2 separate regions of the Homo sapiens genome follow, and region 1 is linked to region 2. Evidence: chromatin loops called from intact Hi-C (ENCODE). Cell type or tissue: PC-3. All regions are shown on one strand. Links, peaks and the distances in the headings refer to the core of each region. The heading gives the core; the rest is flanking DNA.

Region 1 (5,386 bases), core at 135-5,134, 110 kb before region 2:
TCACAAATGCCATGTTCATTGCTGTATTTCTAAGGCCCAGCACTGTGCCAGGTGCTCAGTGCATGCTCAATGAATAGCAGTTATTCACACAAAGAAAATCTGGGGAAAATATAAATGATGGTTGAGGGCAACTATAAAACCACATACTTTTAAACAAATTAACCAGTTAACTTGCATTCGGATCTCAAAATTTGTTTATTTTGAATGAGATTTTACAAAGTTACTATATCATTCTCAGCTTCTAGGAATAATACCCAAGTTCTCTTTCAAATCTAAACATCTTTTATATTAGGTACCACTTTCTGCAAATCTCTCATTGAATTTTACAGGACTAAAATGTTAAAACAGCAATACAAGTTTACTGTGTCAAGTTAAAAAAAAATAGTGATCTTCCTCTTCTCTTCTTCCTGCCTTACTCCTAAAGTGACAGTGTTAATGCTTGGGTGTAAATCCTTCCACTCATACCTGTAATTAAACCTGTATATACTTCTCCCTAGATCACTGCCTCTCCAGCCCAAATGTGGAACACACATGCACCTTACCACCCTTCTCACCTTACCACCCACTCCTTCTCTGCTTAATTCCTACTCTTCTTTCAGACGTCGCCTCAACCATCAACTCCTCTAAAAATCCCAACACCTCCCTAAATTCCCCCTTGTAATGGGAACAATAGAGTCTGTTCATCAGACTCTATGGTCTCACTCTAGTGTGGTGTTATGAAGGCACAGCTAGGAACTACATTGCCCAGCCCCCTGTTGCACTTAGGTGTGCCCATGTGACTAAGCTCTTTTATGTGCAAGTGAAAGGACTGGAATTTATCTTCCCCCAGTCCTCATGTCCATCTCTCAAACTCATATATCTTTGGGGAGTCACAATTATTCCTTCATAAATTTCCACCAATTTTTTGGGATAGCTCTGAAGCACTGTTGCTTTCATGTACCCAGCATTCATGCCCTCTTGTTCTGATAACCCTGATTTTCACTTGAAAAAATGCCTATTCTTCACTCTGAGTCCTGTGATTTGCATGGACCTGACTCTACCCTTTACATTCCAGGGAAGCGGCACATGACCTAAGCCTCACCGATCAGTCTACTTCATTTGTCTGGCAACAATAATAATGTGTAGGCACTTCACCAAAGTTGCTCCCGCAAGAGGAAGCCCTGAGAGTTTTGCTGGAAATTCTTTGGAATATATACTCTTTTGTTGCTACTCTTACTCTGGTGGTATAGCCTAAATATGGAGCTACCAATGGTTATCTTTGCTACAACATGGATAGAGTCTTTCTTGAGATTAGCCCAACTGATAGGAAGGCAGAGTCAAAATAATATAGAAAGACTGATACCTGGTAGATCGTTTGAATACCTGATCAGCCTAAACCTAGTGCTACTTTTTACTCTGCAGTTGACTGAGGCCAGTAAATTCTCATTTGTGTTTTAAGTCAGCTTCAGTAGAGTTTCTGTCAGTTGGTACTGGGAATCCTTAGAGATATATACCCCTTATCAGTAAGATCCCCAAACTCTTTGATTTTACCTTATTGAGCACAGATACCACATTCTATCTTGTTTACCCTCTTTCCCAAGGTTTTAAGTTCCATGAGGGTAAGGATGCCTTACCATTATTTCTTGTGTCTCACAGTGCCTTAGCACAGTGCCTAATACTTAATAAATTTTGAAAGACTATATGGACAAAACAGATTCAATGGTACCCAGGGGACTGACTGAGGAAGGTGAAGACATAGTTCCTTTCCTCAAGGAGTTTATAAATTACAATGAATTATTCCCAGATGGAGGTATATTTATCCTAATTCATCAGCCCCAGCTATGAATTTGAGGAACTGTAAGTTACATGCTCCTATTGGATGGTTCTACAAATAGGTCTACTATAAATGATAATAACTCCATTCACCCTTAGATGTTTCCATCACTTTGTCTTTTGTGGGCTGCCTTGCCTGCTTAGCCTGAATTCTCTTCAAACATCCTTCCAGTCACATAATATTAATTCACTAGCATCAGAGAAGGGCTTCAGGGGAAGGGAGAGTGAAAGAGCAGAGAGGACAGAAGACAGAGGAAAGTGAAACCACATAAAATGGGCACAGTACCAAAAACATTTTTGAAGTCTCTGGTGAAGCTTTTTCTGGCATCACTACACAACAACAGCACATCATTTTCATTAACTTGAACAAACAAAACCAAGCAGAGATTAAAAAGCAGCACAGATGTGATATGACTCTCTTCTCCTGTCCTGGACTGGACAGCCTTGTGGAGTCACTTCCCTTAACAAGGCAGGAAATGTTCTTTCAGCCTGCCCCCGGAAAAACAGCACATGGCACCAAGATACAACCACAAATACACAACTCTGGGCTGGGTCACTTGTTCTCATTCTGCTCCTTCCCACAAGGCTCCTTTCTGATGACTGATATGATCCTGGCATTCTCTCCTCCATCTCTCACCTTTTTATTCCTTTTGGTGCTGACCTTCATGGTGTACCCCATACCTGAAAATATCTTGCTCCCTTAGGGCTAAGCAACTTTCCCTCCTTCCTCTCTTATCAAACTCTTCCTTTATCTGAGCCTTCCAAGGCTGATCTCATTGCAAACTATGTTTGAACAACATGACTAGCTTTTATATTATCTCATGAATCATGACCATCTGAATTCCATTTCCATTTCCTTGGAGAAAAGCCCAGTCTGGTATGTGTTCCACATAGCCCAACATGAAGAGATGGCACTCAATAAATAACACATTGTGATGATATCAATACCATGAACATATACTGCAGAAATATTTCACAATGAATGAATGACTGTTGGGCCCTTGGTCCAGGAACTGAACTTTTCTGGCCACCATGGGCTTTGGTCTGAGGGTATCTTACCTGCTGTGTATCAGTGGCTTCCCGACTGTCAGAAGTAGCAAATGGTTCTTTAGGGTTCCCAGAACTAAAGGGTGAATAGAATAACAAAAAACATGCAAAGAACCTTAGTGATATTATTTTCCTGGTGAGAATAAGAGCATTTTAGGAATTGCAATGTTCATATAGCCAAATCCAGAGCTTCCCTATCCCCAGAGATTTCCTCCGGATTAATCCAGCGCAAGCCATAGGAATCAGCTTCATTAAAGAGAAGATCTTACCAGCATGCATTCAAAGTAAGATAAACATGTTCCATGTGATCCAGGATTTTTCCTGACCCCTTCGTTGGACTTGCAATGGGGGCACCCTATTTACTTGGGCCATTGCACTCAACTCCTTCTGGGAGGGAGCATGTGAGAAAGTGAGTGCAGGGTCTGGCCAGCTGCTTTGGGCAACAACAAAAGCAAACTCCATGCAGGCCCTGCAGCAGGGTGCCTGCGACCCCAAAGCCTCAGAAGGCATGTTACAATGCTCCCTTAGCTCTGCTGTTTGTGGACAAACAGCTCAGTGGTGTGTTTGTGATGTGTTATCAGCTCAGTGGGCCCCTTGCCTCCTCACATGGGGTGACTGCCCTCTGCCATCAAGATCAAAGGACCAGTGTGACAGTCTTTTTTGGGTACCCACACTCATTAGGTCCCCAGCTCTTGTCCGGCATCCAAGAAGAATGAAGTCGCCCAGACACTTGAAGGATGGTGGAAGTGGAGAATTTTATTTAGCAATGGAAATGGCTCTAGTGGAGAGGAGAGCTGGAGAGGGGACAGGACAGGCAGGTAATCTTCCCCCAAAGTTCAGCTGTCTCAGGTCAGCTCTTCCCTGAAGTCAAGCAGTCTCTCCAAAGTCAAGTTGTCTCTCCTCCAAAGTCCTGCCATCCCTCTGAAGTCAAGTCACCTCTGTCCAGTCAAGCTGCTTCTCTTCCCTCTACCGAGTCTGGAGTCTTTATAGGCACAGGAGGGAGGGCAGGGCAGGCTGTAGGTAGTTTTGGAAAAGGCAATATTAGATTGGCAAAAAGGCATTATTCAGTAAGAACCAATTGGGAGAGAGTGGGCAAACAGGAATAGAAGATCTCACTTTGGGCTGTGGGTTTCAGGTTTCTCAGCTTAAAGGTGGGGTTTCACCTGGGACTCACTGCTGTTTGTCTCCTGCATGTATCACATGGAGTGGCAACCTGTGCACTTAGGACATAGTAGGACATACTCTACTTCCACTACCCACATAAAGAAAGAGAAAGAAAGTAGAAATAACATCTAAATACTGCATGCGATTCCGCCAGCCTTGCACTCAATGAGCCTGTGTCCCTGTAATGGAGTCCAGACTGGCTCCTTCTCAAGTTGGCCTCCGGGCCTGCATTCCACCCTGGAAGTATCCCTCCACACTGTGTCTGACTTTAGGATTTAGAGATACATATTTCTTCATATGCATGACTTCTAAGTAAAAGCCACTTCTTTTATCTGGTGCTCATCAAAAGAATCAAAATGATCTGCTCCTAACCTGGGGGAAAACATGACTGTTGCTTGAATTGCTGAGAGATGTTATTAGTATTCAACATCTCAGGGGATCTTCAAGGTATTTCAACGATGTATAATGGTGATAATACTCACCAATGTTAGACTATAACCCCTAATAATGCTAGACTATACCCCCCAATAAAATGGAGGAATAATCCAAGTAATGGAAGATAATGTGTGTATTGGTGATGGGGTAAGGTGTACTCTCTGCTACTAAGAGGGGGACAACTAAAAATATCTTTGAGAGAGAGATAAATTTAGGATTTATACCCTTCTTGAGTGGGTGGCTTAATGGCATCAAGTGAATTCCAGCTTTTTCTCAGGTTCTTATCCCTCCCTTGTATACAACAATAGCCAGCCATCAAAGGATAGTCCCTGTTATGTGCATATACTCTCCTAGACAGAGAATATAGATGTGAATAAAGCAAAGTATCTACCTTCGAGGAGCTTCAGGTCCAAAGGAGAAAGATAGAAAATAGAAGCAATAAATAAATAAGATCATTTCAACTTCTGATAAATGCTATGAACAAAATAAAAAACTGTATTTTATTAATTTTAAAATGTATTTTTTTCACATTTTACCATTTCTGAGATCTCGAAGCATCTTGCAATCTGATAGCAACTTTTATCTGAATTTAATTAGCAGCATTTTTTTTCTTTCTTTGTAATACATAAAATAATTGTTTACAACTGATGACAAATTCCATTCAATGAAAATGATACAAAATGTGGGAGACACTAACTACTGTATCTTTGCAGATCCATTTTTAATATCCATGCTGAGGTGACAAATTAATAAGATGACAGGGAGATATTTCAAATTTTTATAAATATGTTTACTTTCTTTTAGACAGGGGGATATTTCAAATTTTTATAAATATGTTTACTTTCTTTTAGCCTAACTTCTTTTAGTTGTTGACATATTTCTTTCCAACATGAACTAAATTTACACTAATTTAATTTATCCTTGAAAT
Region 2 (5,386 bases), core at 255-5,254:
GATAAAACAAACAACACACACCAGTGCATAAAATTTCAGTAGGGAGAAAAAGAGATGTTGACTGAGGGAGAATCAACAGATTAAAATAGACATGAAACATATATTAACCAACCACACAGTGTGGACCTTATTTAGATCCTGATTCTAACAGGAACATTTATGAGGTAATCGGAAATTTCAGCCCTGAATGGGCTCAAATTTGACAGTTTGATTAAAATTGTCAAATCAATTTGACAATTGATTTAAAAAATTCTTATTAAATTTTTAAAGTGTAATAATGATATTGTGGTAACATTTTTTTTTTTCTGAGATGGAATCTCACTCTGTCGCCCAGGCTGGAGTGCAGTGGTGCGAGCTCGGCTCACTGCAACCTCCCCCTGCCAGGTTCAAGCAATTCTCCTGCCTCAGCCTCCCAAGTAGCTGGGACTACAGGGGCGTGCCACCATGCCCGGCTAATTTTTCATATTTTTAGTAGAGGCAGGGTTTCACCATGCTGGCCAGGCTGGTCTCAAACTCCTGACCTTGTGATCCACCCATCTCGGTCTCCCAAAGTGCTGGGATTACAGGCGTGAGCCACTGCGCCTGGTTGTGGTTACATTTTTTCAAGAATTATTATGTTTCAGAGATATATACTAAAATGCTTACAGACAAAATTATATATCTGAGATGTGCTTCAAAATAATATGGGGTGGGGGAAGTGAATACAGTAAAAATGGAGAAAGATTGGCCATCTTTCTGTGGCCACCTGGGCTGGCCAATGGAGTTGATTACCTATCCTATCTTCTTTAGTGAATATTCAAAGTTCTCCAAAAAAAAAAAAAAAAAACAAACAAAAAAAAAACTAGAAACAAAACAAAACCAAAGAATACAGGTCTTTCTTTTTTTGTATAACCTGCTCCCAATGTTTAATCAATTTAAGTATCTCAAGGGAAGAAATGTATCAGAACTAACTAAAAAACTGGCATATATGTAGCATGAGCTACATTAAATATTTGCAAAAGCAGCCCATTTTTTTAACCTAAAAACAGCAGCCCATTTTTTTTGCCTTCTTTATTTTACTTTTTTAAATATTTACTTACTTATTTAAAAGTCACCAATATATCCATTTGTACTCATTAGCACTACTGATCATTGAATGGAAAATCAGTCTATACAATAAAGCTGTATTCATGTAGTTAAGTTTAATTAAGTTCATCATTATTTTAATAGAACAGAAATATAGCAACACATAGGTATGAGATGTCTGTTTACTAAAGATCAGGTACAAAAACAAAACCAGAGTTCTTTCATCCTTGGAGTGGATAAGGTAGCTTTTAATCCAGTATACAAAATACTTTTTTCATTTAAATACTTTGTGCTATTTCCACTGATTGACATTTAAACAATCTTTAATTGTACCATATATGCTAAAAATGATAAGGTCAATGTCCCAACATCCCAGCCTGCTCTTTTCATACCTTGTTTTTCCATTATCTATTGATAGATATCAGTTATCAATTTGTTGGTTATGTCTATGTCAATGGACTTTCAAGAGAAACATAACAAATTGCTAAAATACAAATCCTGTCAATTAAAAGGTAGGGTGATGACACATCAAAATACTGACTTTAAAATGCCAATACATATATATATCCACGGTCTTAGTTTGATTTTCTTATGATTTAGGAATTTTATCATTTCCCCCTCAAGTTTTTCATGACCCATTTTTTTTGTCTTTGAGGCTCTGAAAATGATCTTTATTGTCCCACACCCTGCGATTCACCTGTTCAAACCCAGAAGTGAAGGGCGGGAATCAGGACCCGGGCTCCGGATGGAATCAGACCATGTTTTTACCACAGAGTCCTTAAATTAGGGAGGCCTGCTTGATATACAACTAAGGAAAATTGTCCTTTAATTAAGGGGCATTTGTGTTCCTCTGTGATTTTTTTTTGCAGCAATATGAAAACATTTATGAAATGTTTATCCTCACATTCTGAAGTGCACTTTTTTGAGTCCTTGGCTCATTTTCAATTACTGAAATAACCAAAGAAAGAACAAACAAATCCAAACAAGTACATGGAAAATACATTTTCCCCCTTCTCTTATTTCTCTAGTGTACAGTCTGTTCTTGTTTATGATATTTATATCAAGATCCCCTTTCTTGCATAAAATTGATAATTAAAAGGAAAACACTTACCCAGAACAAGAAGTTGAAGGTAAACATAGAATATTTTATACAGGCACTCACACCTGCCATTTCGGAAAAGGATTAGGAATCCAGATGCCGTGAATTTAACTATTCGTTACAGGCTTGTCCTGCAATATGCTCTGGAGCAACTTGCCTGCAGAGATTTCTGTATCCACGGCTTCAGAGCAGAAAGAGAAAGCAAAGAAGTAGAGGGAGGAATAAAAAGTTATTAAACTGGATAAAAAAATTAACCCACACATTTAAATATCGCAAAGGCTATTAACCCACACATTTAAATATCTCAAAGGCTATTAACTCACACATTTAAATATCGCAAAGGCTATCTCCAGGCAAGTATGTTCCTTTGCTTGTCATAGCTCCTGGGGCACTGGGCCAGGATATTTATGATCCTTTCTCAAAAACTGCCTCCTCTAAAGTAAACAGATATCAAGTGAAGGGAATGGCACTGGATCAGGCAAGAGAATGGCACAGTGCTACTAAGTTCTTGGCTTTCAGAAACCACTGCCTGACTTCCCCGCCCTCCATTTCAACTATGGGGAAATAAGGTTGTTTTGTTCTGAGTTAAATGGACATTGTATCTCTACTCATTTTTGCATTGCATTTTCTCAATACTACAAAATTCCTTCTAAATGCAATAAAATGCATTTAGAAATCTGCAAAATATCAAAGCTTAGACATAGCAACCTGTTATCATTAAACCTAGAATAGTAAAATAACCATTACATGTATCTGCCCTCCAAAACATCTAAATTTATTTCAAAAGAATTCCAGAGCTGCCGTAAATACACCACAGAAATTGCAGAGGGAGAGGCAGCCTTGCCTATCATGATAAGACCATTTGCTTTTTATCTTTATTTCTTTATGATACAAAGGGAAAGAAATCATAAAGTGGCACTGACTGCAACATTGTTTTCATTTTATAATGCGTAGTCATTCTGATAGCTTGGTTTGTTTTTAAGGTGGACACTGTAATTTCCTTCCTCTGATAAATTGTATCTAGCAACAGCTGTTCTCCACCAACTCAGTTTCTGGATTCCAGGTCCTCCCGGACAAAAAAATTCAAAATGGGAAGGTGGTCATGGATCAGTGACCATAGATTTTACTATTTGTTTCTAGTGCTAATAGAAGGCAGCTGTCTCAGGTAAAGGCAAAATGCTCCGACATCATCAGGGAGGTGTGGACTGCTTTGTGTAAACAGCCTGGGTCATGTTAGTTTCCACATCCTGCCTCTCAAAGGGAGTTCTTCTCCCCCTAAATAAAAGAACCCTCTACTTTAAAAGGTTGTTGAGAAAATTATTCTTTAGAATCTTTGCTAAGTTTTACACGATAAGCAAGCATGAACTCCTTACAAAAGAAAAATATTATTTCTAATTTTCACTGGCATACAATGTTTTTGAAACAATTCTACTCCCTGACTACAAATACAATATATTTTAATGCATTATCAACAATAATATATAGCGTTAAAGGCCAAATTTAGGATTAATTCCAAAAATAATGGCTTAATATATAAATCATCACTAAAATTGTTTGTGTTCTCTTTCCTACTAGAAAATGGATAGTTTCACAACCTTCTATTGAGATATTTTGTATATAGAATAATCCAAGGCTGAAAGAATAATTTCAGATTGAATGAAAACCAAAATTGATTCATAGTCCCAGAAATGATTATTTATCAGAGGCTAAAATTAAAAAAAAATTACAGATTTAAATGCTGCTTTGTTGAAAAGAATGTATTGAATACTACCAAATTTTAGTTTGAAATAGATATTTTGGTGGATGCTGAACATCCTTAAAAAGAATACTGTGTAGTCTTTAGTTGAATCACTCTTGAACTCTGTAACACAAAAATCAATGGATGTGTTTGTACAGGAGAATGACTGTGTAATAGAACCCCTAGTCTAATTCAAAACCTATATGAAACAGTTCACTCCTGGAAATTCCTATTCCTATTAATGTTATAATCACACAACACTCTCCCAGGCTGAATTTGTACAGATATTTTGTATTTCTCTTTCTTTCCATCCAATCACTCTTACTGGTCTGTGTAGCTCCTAAATTACTGTCAAAACTATTTCTTCCATCTCATCCTTTTGCATTTCATTATTCAGTCCTTTATCATTTCTTACTTGAGCTGTGTCAATAGAATGAGAATTAATTTCCCTGGCAGTTTCTCCCAGTTCCTCTCTGCCTTAGCACTTTAAAATTCTTTTTGAGAAATACTTATTGATTAGGTAATGATAATGATGAAAACCCAATCTAAGGATATTTTCCTTTTACCTACAAGATAAAGTTCAGATTCCTTAAAGTAGCATTTACAGCACACAGCAAACAAGTCCTCCACCCACTTTCCAGAATTTTGTCCCTCCCCTTTCTTCCTAGGCAGCCTCCACTTCTAGGCTCCATAACCACAGAATTATTTCCCAGGCCTAGAACACACCTTTGGATTTTATGCCTTGTTCCTTCTGCCTGGAATATCCTTTCCCACCTTCTCTATTGCAACATCCCTGTGGAGCCTTCCCTTCCTCATCCTCTGCCCCCACTCTGGGCAGATTTACTTGCTTCTCAGTCCTCAAGTCCATTATTATTTGAACAGACCTTAAATCTACAATTGCCACTATATCACATTTATTTGTGTCTCTCCCCCACATTTGATTCTATATGCCTGAAAAGCAGAAATCTTACCCTATTCACCTCTGTACCTACAGTAGCTGGCATTAGAGCTACAGAGATTTGCAATGGCAGCCAAGCTCCTCAGAAAGTTCAACTAGTGATTTCCTCATTAGGTTCTCTAGGGAACTACCAATATGCTACCTCTGCCTTTAAAAAATCTATTAGGTCAAGAAAAACAGTTTATTAATTTCAGGACTTGTCAGAGCCTTCAACTTTCTAATATTCAAGGAGGTGATATATAGCAATTCTGAAATGAATATAATCTCAGAACATATTTTTGAATGACATATTCAGGACTGGTGTTACAGAACACACATACGCACTTACAGAAGCACTGTTCTAGACAAACTCTCACTCTTACACCTGAGAAAAGAGCAGCATAGGCAGATTGAGTAGCCCAAGTTCACAAAACTGGTTAGATCTCCTTCTAGAAACAAGGTCACAGGATTATCAGATCAGTATTCTGTCTACTGGCGTCAACAATCTCTTGAGTTCTGTAGTATGAGAATGAGTCATTTACTCATT

What was found. Hi-C counts contacts between places; a loop is a spot of excess contacts. Peaks named below come from ENCODE experiments on the same cell type or tissue, not always from the same donor. Only the 100,000 strongest peaks of a DNase experiment are listed, where the experiment ranks them.
Region 1: it touches region 2 in a loop (2.0-fold over the local background); 1 of 110 quality-filtered maps calls a loop at or near these places.

The regions. Positions count from the first base shown.
Region 1 is chr12:71,043,807-71,049,192 of GRCh38, forward strand. No RefSeq gene overlaps it. Among named protein-coding and RNA genes, the nearest start is that of TSPAN8, 110 kb to the right of the region's middle. In PC-3, for the core only: no CTCF peak of the experiment used is centred there; DNase peaks (open chromatin) are centred at 2,265 and 2,625; H3K4me3 peaks cover 413 bases; H3K27ac peaks cover 1,678 bases.
Region 2 is chr12:71,155,443-71,160,828 of GRCh38, forward strand. It overlaps TSPAN8 (tetraspanin 8), which reads right to left and starts at 2,557. Exons shown (of 9, transcript NM_004616.3): 1 at 2,488-2,557; 2 at 2,177-2,345. The coding sequence starts at 2,236. In PC-3, for the core only: no CTCF peak of the experiment used is centred there; a DNase peak (open chromatin) is centred at 2,599; H3K4me3 peaks cover 1,555 bases; H3K27ac peaks cover 3,005 bases.